Linked DNA regions of Homo sapiens: regions 1, 3 and 4 are each linked to region 2. The links are chromatin contacts, found by Hi-C or POLR2A ChIA-PET in ENCODE. All regions are on one chromosome and are shown on one strand. The core of a region is the stretch at or near the end of the contact, and the rest is flanking DNA. Distances in the headings are between cores, read along the strand shown.

Region 1 (3,945 bases), core at 9-2,508, 1.0 Mb before region 2:
CCAGTACTTTGCTTCCCCCATTCCATGTCATTTAAAGGGACCACACTCTTCCCTTCCTAGCAGTCCTGTATCACTTTGTGGTTGGATTTTATACTTTAGCTTTTATATTGTAGATGGACTAGTTATAATCTACTACATGAGCTACTGGAGACCTCACATTACTTAATTCTGATTACTTTGAAGAGAGAAGTGAATAGATACAAAGAATGCTTAGGGTTATCTCATTTTGTTGTTCTTAAATGTGACATTTGTTATTGGAAAAACAATATGTTTGTTGATACATAACCTACTTCCCTTGATCATTTTAAAAATTTCAATTAACCCTTGCCCCTCACCTCTCAGAAATCTGTATCTCATAACTCTCTCTTTTCACCTGAGCTCCTAGCAGTTTACAGGCAACATGGTCATCAGTGAAATGTACATGTTGAAAGAGAGAAAATAAAAACCCTCCAAGTTAGTCTGTTAAGGTGAATACATATGCTATTGCATGACCAACTAAGATAGATAATGCCCAGACAGGTCATAAAAAAGACACAGGAAAAGGGAACATTGAATAAAATGGTGGCAGCATTAGTTGACTTTATAATTCTGTTGCCTTGTGAAACAGAATTATTTGAAAGAGGTTTCTGAAAATGTTTTTGTTGCTTGTCAAAGCATGGTGCTTTGACAACACAGAAGCTATTTTTATGTAGAAACAGTAGTGAAGGTATCTTCTGTTCACTGCACAACTAAATTATAGCAACTTATCATTGTGTTGCTTAAGGAAACAAACAGATTTCAAAGGTTTATTCTAGAAAACAGTGTTTAATCAATTTCTTATACTGTCTTTGAACATAATCTAGTAAGCAGATGTGGAGTTAACGGCTTATTATGTTCATACTCCCTATATCCATTCAGAGTCTGCCAGGCTCAGAATAAAAGTCAAGACATGTGCACATAGAGACTCTGTAGATGTTTGTAGCATTTGAAATTAAAATAGTGAGAAGGCTGCCTGGGCGTCCCTTCAGACATGGCACAGTGGAGCACAGAGACAGGAAATATGCCAGACTGCCTCTGTAGGAGGCTGCTGTGAACACGTGCAGCAAGGAACAGGGAACCGCTTAATGATTAATCACTGTCAACCTTTGTTCTCGTTAAAGACTTGATTGTTGGACAAGGCTTGTAATGAGGGACTGTTTTGGTGTCTGTTGCTATGAGATTGTGTTCACTGATCCTCAGTTGATGTAAGCCGCTGTTCTCTTTTTGCCCAAGTCGAATGAACTTGAATGAAAATGCTCTCACAGTGCCTGCTAGTGGTGCTTTCAGAGGAGGTTCTGGGCATTCTGTTTACCAAATGCTACTGCAGCTCAAAAACGGAGAACAGGTAACTAAGAGTTTGGCTCAGCTGAATTTTGGCATATGAGATTTATGAAATTTTAGCAAATGTTTTAAAAGTTTGATTCTAAAAGACGTAAATAAAAGTAGATTTTATGGTAGTAATGGAATAAAAACCCTTCAACACACCCACACACCTTTTCTTTTTAACAAGCACAGATATTCAAGAATCAAAATTTTAAATTGTTACCATTTCTCTTGACTTCTATAAATAAAATATTAAATTGTGTTTTGCAAACCAAATTCTTAAACCACCAACTCATGTGAGAGGTGGGAATATGTCTTGGCATTTTCCTAAAGGCTAAGAAAAAAAATTCCATTTATTCTGTCATTGATTACAGCTTGCAGACTTTTATATAACCATTTTTTTGTTTGCTTGTTTTTAGATTCAAGGGGTACATGTGCAGATTTGCTCCATGGTTATATTGCATGATGATGAGGTTTGGGCTTCTATTGATCCCGTCACCCAAATAGTGAACATAGTACCCAATGGGTACTTTGTCTGCCCCAGCCTCTCTCCCACCCTCCCCCTTTTGGAGTCCCCAGTGTCTGTTGTTCCCAGCTTTATGTCCATGTGTACTCAATGTTTAGCTCTCACTTATAAGTGAGAACATATGGTATTTGGTTTTTCTTTCTGTGTTCATTCACTTACAAGAATGGCCTCCAGCTGCATCCATGTTGCTACAAAAGGACGTGATTTAATTCTTTTTTATGGCTATGTAGTATTTCATGGTGTATATGTACCATATTTTCTTACTAATTCAACATTGGTAGATACCTTGGTTGGTTCCATGTCTTTGCTTTTGTAAACAGTGTTGCAATGAACATATAAGTGCAGGTGGCTTTTTGGTAGAATGACTTATTTTCCTTTAAGGTAGATACTCAGTAATAGAATTGCTGGGTCAAATGGTAGTTCTATTTTTAGTTCCTTGAGAAATCTCCAAACTGCTTTCCACAGTGGCTGAACTACAATTCCCACCAGCAGTGCATAAGCATTCCCTTTTCTCTGCAACCTCATCAACATGTATTATATTTTGACTTTTTAATAAGAGCCATTCTGACTGATGAGAAATAGTAAGCATAACCATTTTTGAATATTTTACTGCAATAAAATATCAATGGAACATTTTAAAGGAGGAAAAAAACAGTATTTTTAAACTTTAAAGAATATTTTTCTGGATTAAAGTGACCTTATAAAACTCTGAATTTCTTCTAAACATAATTGCATCATCATGAAATTACTTTTAAAATATATACTTATATGAAAGTACTAATATAGAACAACTAAAACTGTTAGTGATATTCTCAGATTATGCTTACTATCCCCAGGCAAAAATATTTCTCTGTCTCTCTTTCTCTCTCTTTCTAACAAATGCAATCTGCTATAGTTTTTTGATGTGTCTGCATGAAGCAACTTTTCTTGTGTTTTACATCTGTATATAACTTTTTGGTTCAAAATACTATGTGTCTCTATTGTTCTCTCTTTTTTCATTCGCCACTATTCTTAACTCATCTACATTGTAATCAGGGAAGTTGAGTAGGGACTGTTTGTACCTCAAGAAATCTAAAATGTAGCCTCTGTCAGCATCCTATGCCCCTACCTGGTCTACAGGTAACTATGAATGTTCCACTTGATCCCAGAAGTGATTCTGTCTAACCCAAGGACCTGTCTCTTGTTAAGTGTCCCCTACATATAAAAGTAGGAAGGGACTGGGGAATGGCCAATCTGCCCCTGTATCTTCTAGTAGATTTGCTCTAAATCTTCCCACACAGGAAAATCAGTTTTTTATATAAATCTCTAAATAGTAATCCAGTTTTCTTAGAAATAGTCACAGTGTATAACTTGTAAACACTTTAATTTTCAAAGTCTTGCTTCTATGTTTAAATATGTATCCATATATAATTAGGATATAGAATGTAAATTTTCTCTGAACACAGTATCTATCTGTTGAAGTTATGATGGAGTAATATAATTAAGATAGAAAGCAGAAGGTTTATAATGATAATGATAACTATAATTGGTTTGGTCTTTTAAGACATATTACAGTTTGCAGTAAGTAGATCATTCCCGAAGCTCCAAATTGTTCCTGATTCAGTTCATAGAACTGCAACCCTCTAAGGAACATCTTTTCATAACCCACGCCTTATAAATCCTGTTAGGCCTGATTGGTTTTTTATCCTTGACCATAGATACTTATATTAAGGAATACATGACCTTTTTGTAAAATTGGTTCTTGAACAGATGTCCTTGGGCAATATTTCTAGTAGCTGACCTAAAATCCTAGGGCTAGGGGGAAAACGTATCAAAATAAATCACTCTCTACACAACATTGTGAATTATTATTTGCATTTAAATAGAAACAGTACAGCCCTCCTTCACTGTAACAAATGTTTACAGGTAAATAACTGTGCTTTTCCTGGCTTCCCTAAGAAGTGAAGATATATGTCAATGCTTACGTTGTTTTCTTCTACCTTCTGAAGAGCAGTGCAGTAGAGTAGTAAGTACACAGTTGGTTCTACTAATGTTAGATTTGACTGGAAGTTATTCACCACATACCAATAGTCTCTCCT
Region 2 (3,654 bases), core at 417-2,916:
AGGAAAACCTCACTGTGATACCTGAGACATGAAGGATGGTGATACAGTTACTTTGGGGCACAGGCAACAGAGAAAAGCTAGTGCAAAGGCCCTAAAATAGAAGGAATCTTGCCCTGTTTTATAAAACAGAAATGCCCACTTGGCTGTGTCTAGAGCTTAGTGCGTAAGCGAGTGACTGATTGGAAGTGAAGTCTGGAAGGTAGGCAGGAACCAGACTCCGTGGGGTCTCAGGTCACATTAAGAAATGTGATTTTTATTCTAAGTGCAGTGAAATTGTACACAGGATAGTAACACCATTTTATTAATTTTAAAAGATCACTCTCTTGGCTATATGCAACACTGACTGTAGGATAAAAGATGACGCAGGAAGATATAATAGGAAGCAATTACAATCCAGGTAGGAGATGGTGTTGGCAAAGGCAAGGGTAGTGGCAGTAGAATAAAATTGCGGGTGAGTTTTAAAAGTAGAATTGTTAAGACCTGTAAATGAACCGTATGTGAAGAGTGAATGAAAAGGAATTTAAGTAGGCACTCCGGGATTTTGGTTTGAGTAACTAGCATGATGATCGCGTCTTTTAGTGAGACTTGTTAAGACTGGAGGAGGGATACCTTCGGTAAGAAAAATCAGGATTTTCATCTTGAACTCTATGACTGAAAGGGCTTTTTCTGCTTTTCTTTCTTCATTAAAAAGTTGCAAAGAATTTAGGGGTAAGAAAGCATTTAAATATTCAATTTTGTGAGTTCCTTACATTTTAAACTAAGTTGGGGAAGTTGAATTTTCATTTGTTTAACAAATATTAATTGAGCAGCTACTATACGTCAAGGTCTATGTGATGAGATACCAAGATGAGCTAAACAACCAAGATCTCTATTCTCAGAATTTGTTTTTATGGAAGGGAGGAGAGACGACTGGTAGGTTTTTGGTTTTCGGGTTTTCTACTTTTCGTTGTCTTATTAAAACTTAACACTTAAGTAGCCATCTTAATAATTACATCTTGTGCTCCTGGTAGTTGGGCCCACCATTGTAAACGCTCTCGTAAATACTGACATCTCCCCTCCCACTAAAACTAACGTTTTTTAAATAAGAAATTTTAGCAAACATTACGAATACAACCTTTGCTTTGAAGTGTTAATATTTTTGCAGGAATGGTACCTTTGTAAAGATCGTGGTTGCCCCGTACATATTTGTTCTTTCTTCATATCCAATTAAATGAAAACACTAGTTTTTCCGAAGCCCAACTCTCTAGGTTTGTTGGTTCTAGCTCAGGAGAAAGGATGGAAGCAGGAGTCGTTGGATTTAAACAGTTTGGTGTAATCCTTTTCCACGCTCTCTCCCGCTAGCCGGGGACGTGGTGTCGGCTACCCGGGGCTTTCCGTCCACGCAGTACCGGAATGAAGGAGTCTGGGAGGGGGTCGGGGACGGAAAAGACGGAAGAGACATTAAGTAATTGGTTCTTGAAGGTATAAAATGAGGTTTAGGGTCTACTCTAAGGCACTGATTTCAAACGCCCGCCCCCTGGGCCGCTTCGGCCCCGCCCCTTAGTGCCGTTACGCCGACTTCCACTTCGGCCACTGCGGATTGGTCGTTGCTTCCGCCCCCGAAGCGCTTGGATTTTGCTTCCGGGTCGTAGGCGCTAGCTCTGGGCGCAGAGGTTTCTGGGAGCCAAGAGTGGTAATGGCGTCTGTATGATCTTCGGAGCCTGCTGCATCGGACCTCGGCCAGTGTGAGCGGCAAGAGGATAGGAGATTATCTTTCTTATCGCGATGGGACGGGAAAGGGCAGTTGGGGTCGGAGTCGGCGGCAGAGTGCAGAGCGCGGGCGGTGGAGGCCCTGGAGCAGCGGGCTAGGGGCGGAACCGAGTGCCTGTCAGGCGCGTCTGGAGCTCTTGGGCCCGCCGAGGAGATCGCAGCGTACAGGCAGCTCGCCTACTGCGTAAAGCGAACCCCAGGTCCTCCCTTCACTACCCTTCGCACCCCTGCAGTGCTGGGCACGGGTGAAGAGGCAGCGAGTTTCTGGTTATAGCCAAAGACTAGCTCACGGGAGGCCGGAGTGATAATTCCGTGGGTGTGTGGGAAGGGGCGGCGCCCCCAGCGCCAGATAACCCTGTTTTCTTCTTTGTATACATGTCTCTACCCTTTTTGAAAGTTGAGAGAATTAGCATCGCCCCCCCCCCAAAAAATCCTCCCAATTCGCCCACCCTCCCCACACACTTGCTTTTCCGACACTAACAGGGTTTTAGTGACTGCATCTGCTGCACAGTATTCTTGTGACTGCTCCAAGCAGAAAGTAACTTGAGGAATGAGTCCCTGATTTTTGGCATCAGAATCCTCTGGGGGTGAGGTTCCTGTTTTTTTTGAACAGGCCTTAAATTATAACCCACAAACGATCTAATTTATAGTATGATGCCTGTTGTAGGAGAAAATTGGCTCAACAAACGGTTGTTTAAGAATTTTTTTCTGTGTAACTGTCATTGAAGTTTAACACACTTTTCTCTGGGACATTTAGTAACTTTGTCAGTGATATTTTTTGTTTGTTTTTAGCTTTTGTTTCTACTAGCCTATTTGCTATTGTGTGAAGTTTAGATAAAATGCAAACCTTACAGAGTCTGGTAGAGTAAGGTTGAGTTGGAAATTTTTAAAACTCAGTCATGGCAGTACTGTATTTTACTAGGGTTTTGACATGTCAAGTGTCATAATTCTTATAATCTATGAGGAATATCTCCATTCCACAGATGACAAAGTTAAGCCAGGTGACTTGCTCAAGCCCATATAGTCAGAAGGAGAATAGGGATGCAAACTCAGATCTTCATGACAGAATTTTTTGTACTAAGGCAAGCCTGAGAAGCCATATTCCTTGTACAGCCTAAGCCTCATAATTTGTTTTCTTGAAAACTTTTGTTTAAGAAGATTAAGCAGGTTTTGGGGAATGAGTTTTAGAACTTATTTTACCAGTATGGATATTGATTAATACTCTATAAAATGAGTGTTTGTAATGTTGGAAATAACTTGATTATATTTTTCTTCAAAGCATAAAAGATGACAACAGCAGCCAGGCCAACCTTTGAACCTGCCAGAGGTGGAAGGGGAAAAGGAGAAGGTGATTTGAGCCAACTTTCAAAGCAGTATTCAAGCAGAGACCTACCCTCTCATACAAAGATAAAATACAGGTAGTAAGACTTTCTTTTTTTATTGTTCACAAAACAAGACCAGATCTGTTAAATGGCATGGTCATGATATAGTAGTATGTTTGAGTTATGTCACTTATCTATTTTCATAGGAATAGAATGCAATAGGATGTTTAACACTAAAATTCTGCTGTGATTTTAAAATGTGAAATTCCTACTAACCAGGAATTTTCATATGTAGATAGAACAATAAATAATAGAAATAATAATGCCTCAGAGTATGCACTATGAGCACCAGTCAGTATATTAAAAGTATTACTGTTAAGTTCTGAGTTGATATAATCCTAATAAAAATTAAAGACATTTTAATCACTGTAAAGCCTTATTATAGGAAAATATGTGATTGAATTTGGACTTCTTGAAATATTGGGAACATCACAAGAGTGGCTGTTAGTAACCTTCAGATTAAATTATGATCTTGTCTACTTCCCTTTTTTCTGCTTGAAGGACAAAGTCTCATTCCTGAATT
Region 3 (3,890 bases), core at 779-3,278, 1.8 Mb after region 2:
CATATACCTATGAGGCTATATTCAGTAACTTTCAACAACTGTTCATTGAGTGACTGGTATTTGTAAGTCACTGTGCTAGGCCTGTTTGGACAAAGACAAATACAGTTAATTCCTCAACAGGCCTAGCACAGTGCCTTGCACATAATAGTATACAGCATAGTATAAAGCCCAGAAAGAGGAATAATTATAAGTGGAGAAGTGTTGTAACAGAGATACGAACAAAGTGCTGCAGTTGCAAAGAAGGAAGTAGTTAAGATGTGATGCAAGAAGTTAAAGTCAGGAAAAGAAATGAATTTCCAGGGTTCAAATTGTCACATTCTGTATAATGTCTCTATTTTGATACAGCTGTACTTTATATCTGCTTCTAATTTATAAGACCTGGAGTAGAAGTCCTAGTAAATATGTTCTCAAGTAGAGATGCATGAAAAACATATTTCTCTTGAATCTTATGATCATTGTTATCACTTGCTTTATCTCCACATCACTGTAAAGACATTGGGCCTCCTACCTCAGCCCAACCCTCTTCAAAAGATTTCAGGCCTATACTACAAGTCAAACTTTTCTTCCTTCCATATTGCCAGATCTGCTTTCCCTGAAGCTGAGATTAGGGGACAATGACTTTTGATCCCTTTTAACTCTCAAAGGATAATGTTCTTTTAAGATGCTGTCCCACATGTTCTCATTATAATGAGTGGTTTATGGAAAATTACCTTGGTCCTATAATTTCTGTCTGATGCCTATCTTCTCTCCTGCTGATCTTTAACCAGGTGATCCACCCCAACACAGGTTAGGGAACATTGCTCTAGCTATGTTCCAGAATAGATTTCTTCTTCTTCTTCTTTTTTAAAAAAAATCTCCTTTACCCCTTTATTTGTCAGGAACACTTCAAATAAAACCTTCTTTTGGGATTTGCATGTGTATGTATGTGAACAAATTGGGTTCACTTAAAGGAAAAGAAAGGGGGTTGGCAAACTGTCATTATCACTAGTTATCTAGTGAAAGCCTACAGAGGATGCAACAGGAGGAAAGATGTAGATAGTATGTAACTGCGTACCTTTTTAATCTCAGAATTTTAAATATTTAACACCATTGCCATATAGTTACATCAGTGACTGTTAATCAGACCCACTCCCCCCCAAAAAAACCCTTTCCTAAAGCAACCCCACTGAATGAAACGGACACAAATAAAAAGGATTGTCTGGTGTACTGACTTCCAAGAACTATGAAGTGAAAAAAAAAAGAAAGCGATTTTAAAATTAAAATAAATATTTTCCTTTTAAACCAAAAGCTTGCTTCATCCATTGATTCATCGAATATTCATTGGTACCCATCTGGGAGGCCAGCTTTGCATATTTTTCGAGAGCTCCAGCTCTGAAGGCAGAAGGATTCTACTTCTGCCATGTACAAGCTTCCTGTCCCCAGACACGTTACTTACCTCCGTGCCTTAATCCCTTCATCTTTAGCGTTAATGTAAATATTAGAATTATCTCACAAATTGTAGTCAGAATTAAAGATAATGTATGTATGGTGCTTAGGAGTACTTGAAACTACATCAGTACACTTAGTCTTTACCTTAATTTTCTTTCAGCACCACGGTCAACGTCAAATATCTGGAAGGACATTGAAATATCCTGAAAGTGAAATTGTATATGACTTAATTAAATTCTATTTAAGTGTCTCCTGTAACTCTAACTATAGAAACAGGGAGACGAATAACCAGAGTAGTCAGAACCTCAGCATGGGTAGGGGACAAATCCCGTCCTTCTTCGCATTCTCCAAGGTGACTTACAGAACGCTAACGCCTTGCATACGGACAGGCGCCCCAAATTTAAGTTCGCCGTCATCTTTAAAACCCCCAGGGAGCTATGGGCCCGGGTCTCGGCTAGCTCTAAGGTCCCACCCTCGCTGATCTCAGGTTACCCAACCCTCCTCTCGGGTTACCCAACCCGGCCTCGCAGCAGTCCTCGGGTCTTCGGCCCCTCCCGCCCCTCGCCGGCGGTGCCCGCCGAGCCGGGCTGTCCCACTGCGCATGCTCCTCGCCGCGCGGTTGGGGAGCGCCGGGGCAGGGAGGCGGGCACCAGGCGCGGGTCCCTCCGGGCAGGGGAGGTAGGCCTGGGCCTGACGCCGGCCACGCAGCGGCGGGAGAGTGAGCACTCGGGCGGCGGCGTCCTGGAGACCCGCGAGAGATGGAAGCGGCGGCGACGCCGGCGGCTGCCGGGGCGGCGAGGCGCGAGGAGCTAGGTCGGTGTTGTGCGTGGGCAGGGAGCCGGGGCTGACGTGGGCGGGGGTCTGTGCGGGAGTCGGGTGCGCCCACACCTCCAGGGGCCCCGCGCTTGGCCTGAGTTGAGGCCCGATTGCTAACTGACCCCGTGGTCAGCATCCGCAAAGGAACCGGTTATCTGACCCCGAGAACTTGGTCAGACGAAGCCCAGGCCTGAATAGGGCGTTAAAATATGTGTGTGTGTGTTTGCGCGCGCGCGTGTGGGTGAGTGTGTGTGTTGAGTGGGGCGGGGCCCTGTGGGTACACGTCAAAGACGCAAGAGCCTGCGCCGTGACTCACGGTTTTTTTCCCAATGATGCTTTAAGGAAGTTATCATTGTTCTGCTTTTCAAATGCTGCAGCCCCATTCGGAATCTCCAGATGAATCCTCATTTTACTCCTTGTTATCCCAGAGTTTCGAACAGGTCGTGCTGACCAGAATGAACAGGAGATACCTGTAGCTTGCTCACTTGGCAAAGTTTGTTTGTTTTTTGCTGCTTTCCTCCCATCTTGTTTCTTGGCGACAGGGCGTGTTTGTTTACGGTTTCCCGCTGTCCAAAATAAAAAAGTAAGGATCAGGGTGGTAAAATGATCGCTCTCCCAGTTATACGTACTGTACTTGGGAGTATTTTTCATTCGATGCTGATTAAATGTAATTAAAAAATTAAATCTAAATGGAATCTTCAAGAAAACCGTTGAACTTTAAAAAATACCGTATTATAAGTAACTGATAGGTTGTTGTTATTCCTCTAATAGCCTGCAGGGCACTTTGCAATGGAATTGTTTTCAGGCCGTAATAATGGTAGAAACAATAAACTTAACATTTTATTGCGTGCTTACTGTGTGCAAACACTGTGCTAAGTGCTTTACCTATGCATTGTCTTTAATCCTCACAGCAACTGAGATAGGTGCTATCATGATTTCCATTTTATAGATACAGTAATTTTAAGCTTATTAATGGCAGAACCCAAATGTGAACTCAGGTTTCATTCATTAATAACCTGTCTTAGTGAGGATATGGAGAAATGGGTATTCTCATGCATTGCTGGCAGGAAAGGGATAATATATTTAGCCTTAAAAATGTACATATCGGCCTGGCGCGGTGGCTCACGCCTGTAATCCCAGCACTTTGGGAGGCTGAGGCGGCCGGATCATCACAAGGTCAGGAGATGGAGACCATCCTGGCTAACACGGTGAAACCCCGTCTCTACTAAAAACACAAAAAATTAGCCGGGCGTGGTGGCGGGCGCCTGTAGTCCCAGCTACTCGGGTGGCTGAGGCAGGAGAATGGCGTGAACCCGGGAGGCGGAGCTTGCCGTGAGCCGAGATCGTGCCACTGCACTCCAGCCTGGGCAACAGAGCGAGACTCTGTCTCAAAAAAAAAAAGTGCTTATCGTTTGACCCAGCAATTCTCCTTCAGAATATTTCCCGAGGAAATAAGTAATGTAACCCATACTTATATCAAGAGGTTTTCATTATAGTATATAGAGAAAAGCTGTTAACTAAAGTACAATGAAAGGAAATTGGTTAAATTGTGGTATAGTTTTACATTGCCTACCATTAAAAGTGATGTGGAAAGATGTTCAGCATGTACATTTTCTTTAACTGAAAAAAAGTTTCAAATTATTTCA
Region 4 (3,572 bases), core at 940-3,439, 1.4 Mb before region 2:
TGGTACGTTTATTGCGGCACTATTCACAATAGTAAAGACTTGGAACCAACCCAAATGTCCAACAATGATAGACTGGATTAAGAAAATGTGGCACATATACACCATGGAATACTATGCAGCCATAAAAATTGATGAGTTCATGTCCTTTGTAGGGACATGGATGAAGCTGGAAACCATCATTCTCAGCAAACTATCACAAGGACGAAGAAACAAACACCGCATGTTCTCACTCATAGGTGGGAATTGAACAATGAGATCACATGGACACAGGAAGGGGAACATCACACTCTGGGGACTGTTGTGGGGTGGGGTGAGGGGGGAGAGATAGCATTAGGAGATATGCCTAATGCTAAATAACGAGTTCATGGGTGCAGCACACCAGCATGGCACATGTATACATATGTAACAAACCTGCACGTTGTGAACATGTACCCTAAAACTTAAAGTATAATAATAATAAAATTTAAAAAAAGAAATAAAAGAAATTATAAAACAAACAAAAAATCTGAGTGTATTTGTCCCCATTTCCAAGCTAACAGGATTGGTGAAAATAAAATGGACTAAAGTAGGCTATCCTATAGGGAACTAAATTGCAAATAAATCCAGTATTGAGATGTTTGCCTTGATTTTGCCTATTTCTATCCATAGCTCAGTTTGAAACGACCATATTCGTGAAATGCCAGAGTTTGTTTAGATTACTGAAGGTATATTATTTGAGACCTCAAATCCAAATGACTTCCAAATTAGGATACCCAGAATATTTTTGGTCCTGACTGTTGCAGTATTATGCTCACCTTAATTTAATCTTCATAATTGAAAATAAGCAGAATCCACAATAAGTTTTTTTTTTTTTTTTGGAGACAGAGACTCACCCTGTTGCCCAGGTTGGAGCGCAGTGGCGTGATCTTAGCTCACTGCGACCTCCGCCTCCTGGGTTCCAGCAATTATCCTGTCTCAGCCTCCCGAGTAGCTGGGATTACAGGCGTATGACACCATGCTCAGCTAATTTTTGTAGTTTTAGCAGAGACGGGGTTTCACCATATTGGCCAGGCTGGTCTTGAACTCTTGAACTCAGGTAATACACCTGCCTTGGCCTCCCAAAGTGCTGGGATTACAGGCGTGAGCCACTGTGCCTGGCCAGGATTGGATATTTTAAAGGTTGGATCACTTGAAAATGGGGGAACAATGATCTGTGTGAGATCTATTTGGTTTCTATTATTAAACTTCTTGAAACTCAGAGCCAGGTGCAGTAGTGGTGAGTACCTGTAGTTCCAGCTACTCAGGAGGCTCAAGTGGGAGGATCACTTGAGCCCAGGAGTTCAACTCCAGCCTGGGCAACATAACAAGACTCCATTAAAAGAAAAAAAAAAAAAAAACTTTTTGAAACTCAGCTGCTACACATTGACTTTCCTCATTGTATATGTGCACCAGGTAGCTAAGGATACTTCAGGTCTTATATTTGGTTTTTCATAGGCAATCATGCATTCCCAAAAAAAAAGCGTTTTTTTCTAGAACTGGTATCGATAATTGTATCATTCTCATAAAATATTTTATTTATCCCAACTGATTTGCCTGTGATCACCCAGACTCACTTATCCAGAGACACACAAATGGGCAGGCAGGTAGACAAACGCTACACCTGCCTGCCCTTTAGGAGCTAACAATGTGATTACCTCTCCTCTCCACGCGCAACCCCTTCCGCCCTCAACACACACATTCATATCTTCCTTATTCTATTAATGAACATTTCCTCGGTGCTCACACAGCTCGTGCTAGGTTGCTCAGTGGTGTCATTTACAATATACTGAAAAATGAAAATGATATCCTCAGCGGGGCGTAATGTAGGGCTGAAAGGGAAAACACATTCCTGGCCCGGAATTTCTTAAACATTTAGAGCTGGTGAAATGGTTGTGTAGAGGTTGGGGAATTTCCCCAGCCTTCCCCGCTTAACCGAGTCTGATGCTGAGCTGAGCCAGGGCAGCTGAGATGCGCAGGGCTTGGGATTTACCTCTTCAGCCACTGGGAGGCCCTCTGCGTTCCCCTTTCCCCGGTGCCTGGCTGCGATTACTCACTCGCGCAGTGGCACCAGCCTTCCACCAGGGAGCCTCGAACGAGCTCTCCCGCCCTCTCCCCGCCCCCCCACCCCCATCTGCAGCTTGCTGGCTCTCTCTTTCTCCTTCTCTGTCTCACTCTCTCTCTTTCTCTCCCTCTCCTATCGGAGCACAATGAAAGCCTGTGTATCGCCGTGACTCCGGGCGCGAGCCAGTGTCAGCAAAGCGGCTAACAACAGACGAGAAAGAGAAAGGAAAATACAAGCTACTTTTTTTTTCCATCTATAAAGCGGAGCAAATACAGGAGATAGAACCAGATTGCTTATTGCGAGTCCAGACCCTCAGATCCACTGGCCGGGGATGGAATGTACAAAAGTGGACAGAAAAGTGGCTGGACATGACTCGGTGCAATTTGCTGGAAGTTTGTAAGTTTGACCATCGTTTGTAAATTACTCTCGGAAGAGTTTGTCTCTCTTGATACTGTATTAGAATAGAGCCGGGGGTGAGGAATAGAAACGTAAGCGGGAAAGAAAAAAATGTGTTGAAGGATCTCTCTCAGTGGCTAGCGACTTAAGATTGCTTTTCATTTAAGGCTAGGAAACCTTAGAGGGAGTGAGGATTTTACCGGTGATTGGATTAGCTGAAGAAAAAAGCATGGTCCAAAAGTCCAATTACTGACATTGTTAACAGTTGAAAAGCTGTCTCCCTCTTTTGGGAGAAGACAACATCCTACAGTACCCCAAAGAGGAGAAAACACCGGAGCGAAAGGAAAGGGAGGAAAAATTAAAAGCCAAAAGACAGTCTCCCTTGATTTTTGCACATTTTGAACAGTGACTTAAACATCTTCTGAAACAGCACTGTTTTGTTTTGTTTTGGTTTTTTATTTAACCTGAGGAAAAGTCAAGGCTGCTGGTTACATAGACATGGTAGAAATGTGTTTCTCTGCAGAAACATCCCCATAAAGAATTGTCGGAAACAACTAGGTGAGGGGGAGTCCTCTCTATTAATACCTCTCTCAATACCTTTTGCTGTGTGTTTCTGTCTCTTGCTGGACAATCCCTGAATTCTTGATCTAACCCCCAGATCGTGTGTTTACAAAGTACCTAGTGGCTCTTGTCAGCTTGGTGGAGGAAAAAAAATCCACCAACTCTGTCCAACTTCTCCAGAGCTGTCAAATGCAATTAGAGTAAGTTAATCAGGGTTTGTTTCCAACTTATCCTCCCCCCAGTTGGTTTCTATTCTTTCTCCCCACCCTCTTTTTACTAACTCCCCTCCCCCACAACTTCTCCACGGCTCCCCCACAACCTCTGAAGACCTCTATTCATGTGGCCCTGAACACTGAGCTCACATTGTCAAAAACAGACTTGCCTGCAATAGCCAGCAGTAGCCTCTTTCCACCTCACCATCCCAGAGGCAGCAATCATTGTGTCCGGTAAGATGGGGGACACAGCGCCCCCGCAGGCCCCCGCAGGAGGGCTAGGGGGGGCCTCTGGGGCGGGGCTCCTTGGAGGGGGCTCAGTC

The links. A loop is a pair of places that touch in the nucleus more often than their neighbours do. ChIA-PET counts read pairs that join two places held with the same protein, here RNA polymerase II (POLR2A). Pooled maps may share reads with other maps.
Region 1: a loop to region 2 is called in a map of naive thymus-derived CD4-positive, alpha-beta T cell, with 10 times the contacts of the local background. The contact joins the enhancer-like site here to the promoter of CWC15 in region 2. A Hi-C loop is called at or near these places in 1 of 168 maps with a recorded cell type or tissue (naive thymus-derived CD4-positive, alpha-beta T cell) and 6 of 50 pooled maps. POLR2A ChIA-PET finds 5 or more read pairs at or near these places in 1 of 52 experiments (naive thymus-derived CD4-positive, alpha-beta T cell).
Region 3: a map of CD8-positive, alpha-beta T cell shows a loop between it and region 2 (6-fold over the local background). The contact joins the promoter of SLC36A4 here to the promoter of CWC15 in region 2. A Hi-C loop is called at or near these places in 3 of 168 maps with a recorded cell type or tissue (CD8-positive, alpha-beta T cell and naive thymus-derived CD4-positive, alpha-beta T cell), 1 of 37 single-sample maps with no recorded cell type and 11 of 50 pooled maps.
Region 4: a pooled map shows a loop between it and region 2 (4-fold over the local background). The contact joins the promoter of MAML2 here to the promoter of CWC15 in region 2. A Hi-C loop is called at or near these places in 6 of 50 pooled maps.

The regions. Positions count from the first base shown.
Region 1 is chr11:96,009,529-96,013,473 of GRCh38, reverse strand. The region is part of intron 2 of MAML2 (mastermind like transcriptional coactivator 2); the gene reads left to right. Among named protein-coding and RNA genes, the nearest start is that of MTMR2, 87 kb to the right of the region's middle. RefSeq lists an enhancer at 834-1,437. Within about 2 kb of position 1,258, at least 17 of the 41 ENCODE cell types and tissues checked have a DNase peak (open chromatin) inside an H3K27ac peak, as active enhancers do.
Region 2 is chr11:94,971,568-94,975,221 of GRCh38, reverse strand. It overlaps CWC15 (CWC15 spliceosome associated protein), which reads left to right and starts at 1,666. Exons shown (of 7, transcript NM_016403.4): 1 at 1,666-1,724; 2 at 3,029-3,167. The coding sequence starts at 3,037. It overlaps KDM4D (lysine demethylase 4D), which reads right to left and starts at 1,513. Exons shown (of 3, transcript NM_018039.3): 1 at 1,154-1,513. RefSeq lists enhancers at 1,260-1,409, 1,730-1,899, 1,614-2,389.
Region 3 is chr11:93,196,129-93,200,018 of GRCh38, reverse strand. It overlaps SLC36A4 (solute carrier family 36 member 4), which reads left to right and starts at 2,028. Exons shown (of 11, transcript NM_152313.4): 1 at 2,028-2,241. The coding sequence starts at 2,187. RefSeq lists a silencer at 1,887-2,266.
Region 4 is chr11:96,341,812-96,345,383 of GRCh38, reverse strand. It overlaps MAML2 (mastermind like transcriptional coactivator 2), which reads left to right and starts at 2,189. Exons shown (of 5, transcript NM_032427.4): 1 at 2,189-3,572. The coding sequence starts at 3,489. RefSeq lists silencers at 2,006-2,195, 3,313-3,572.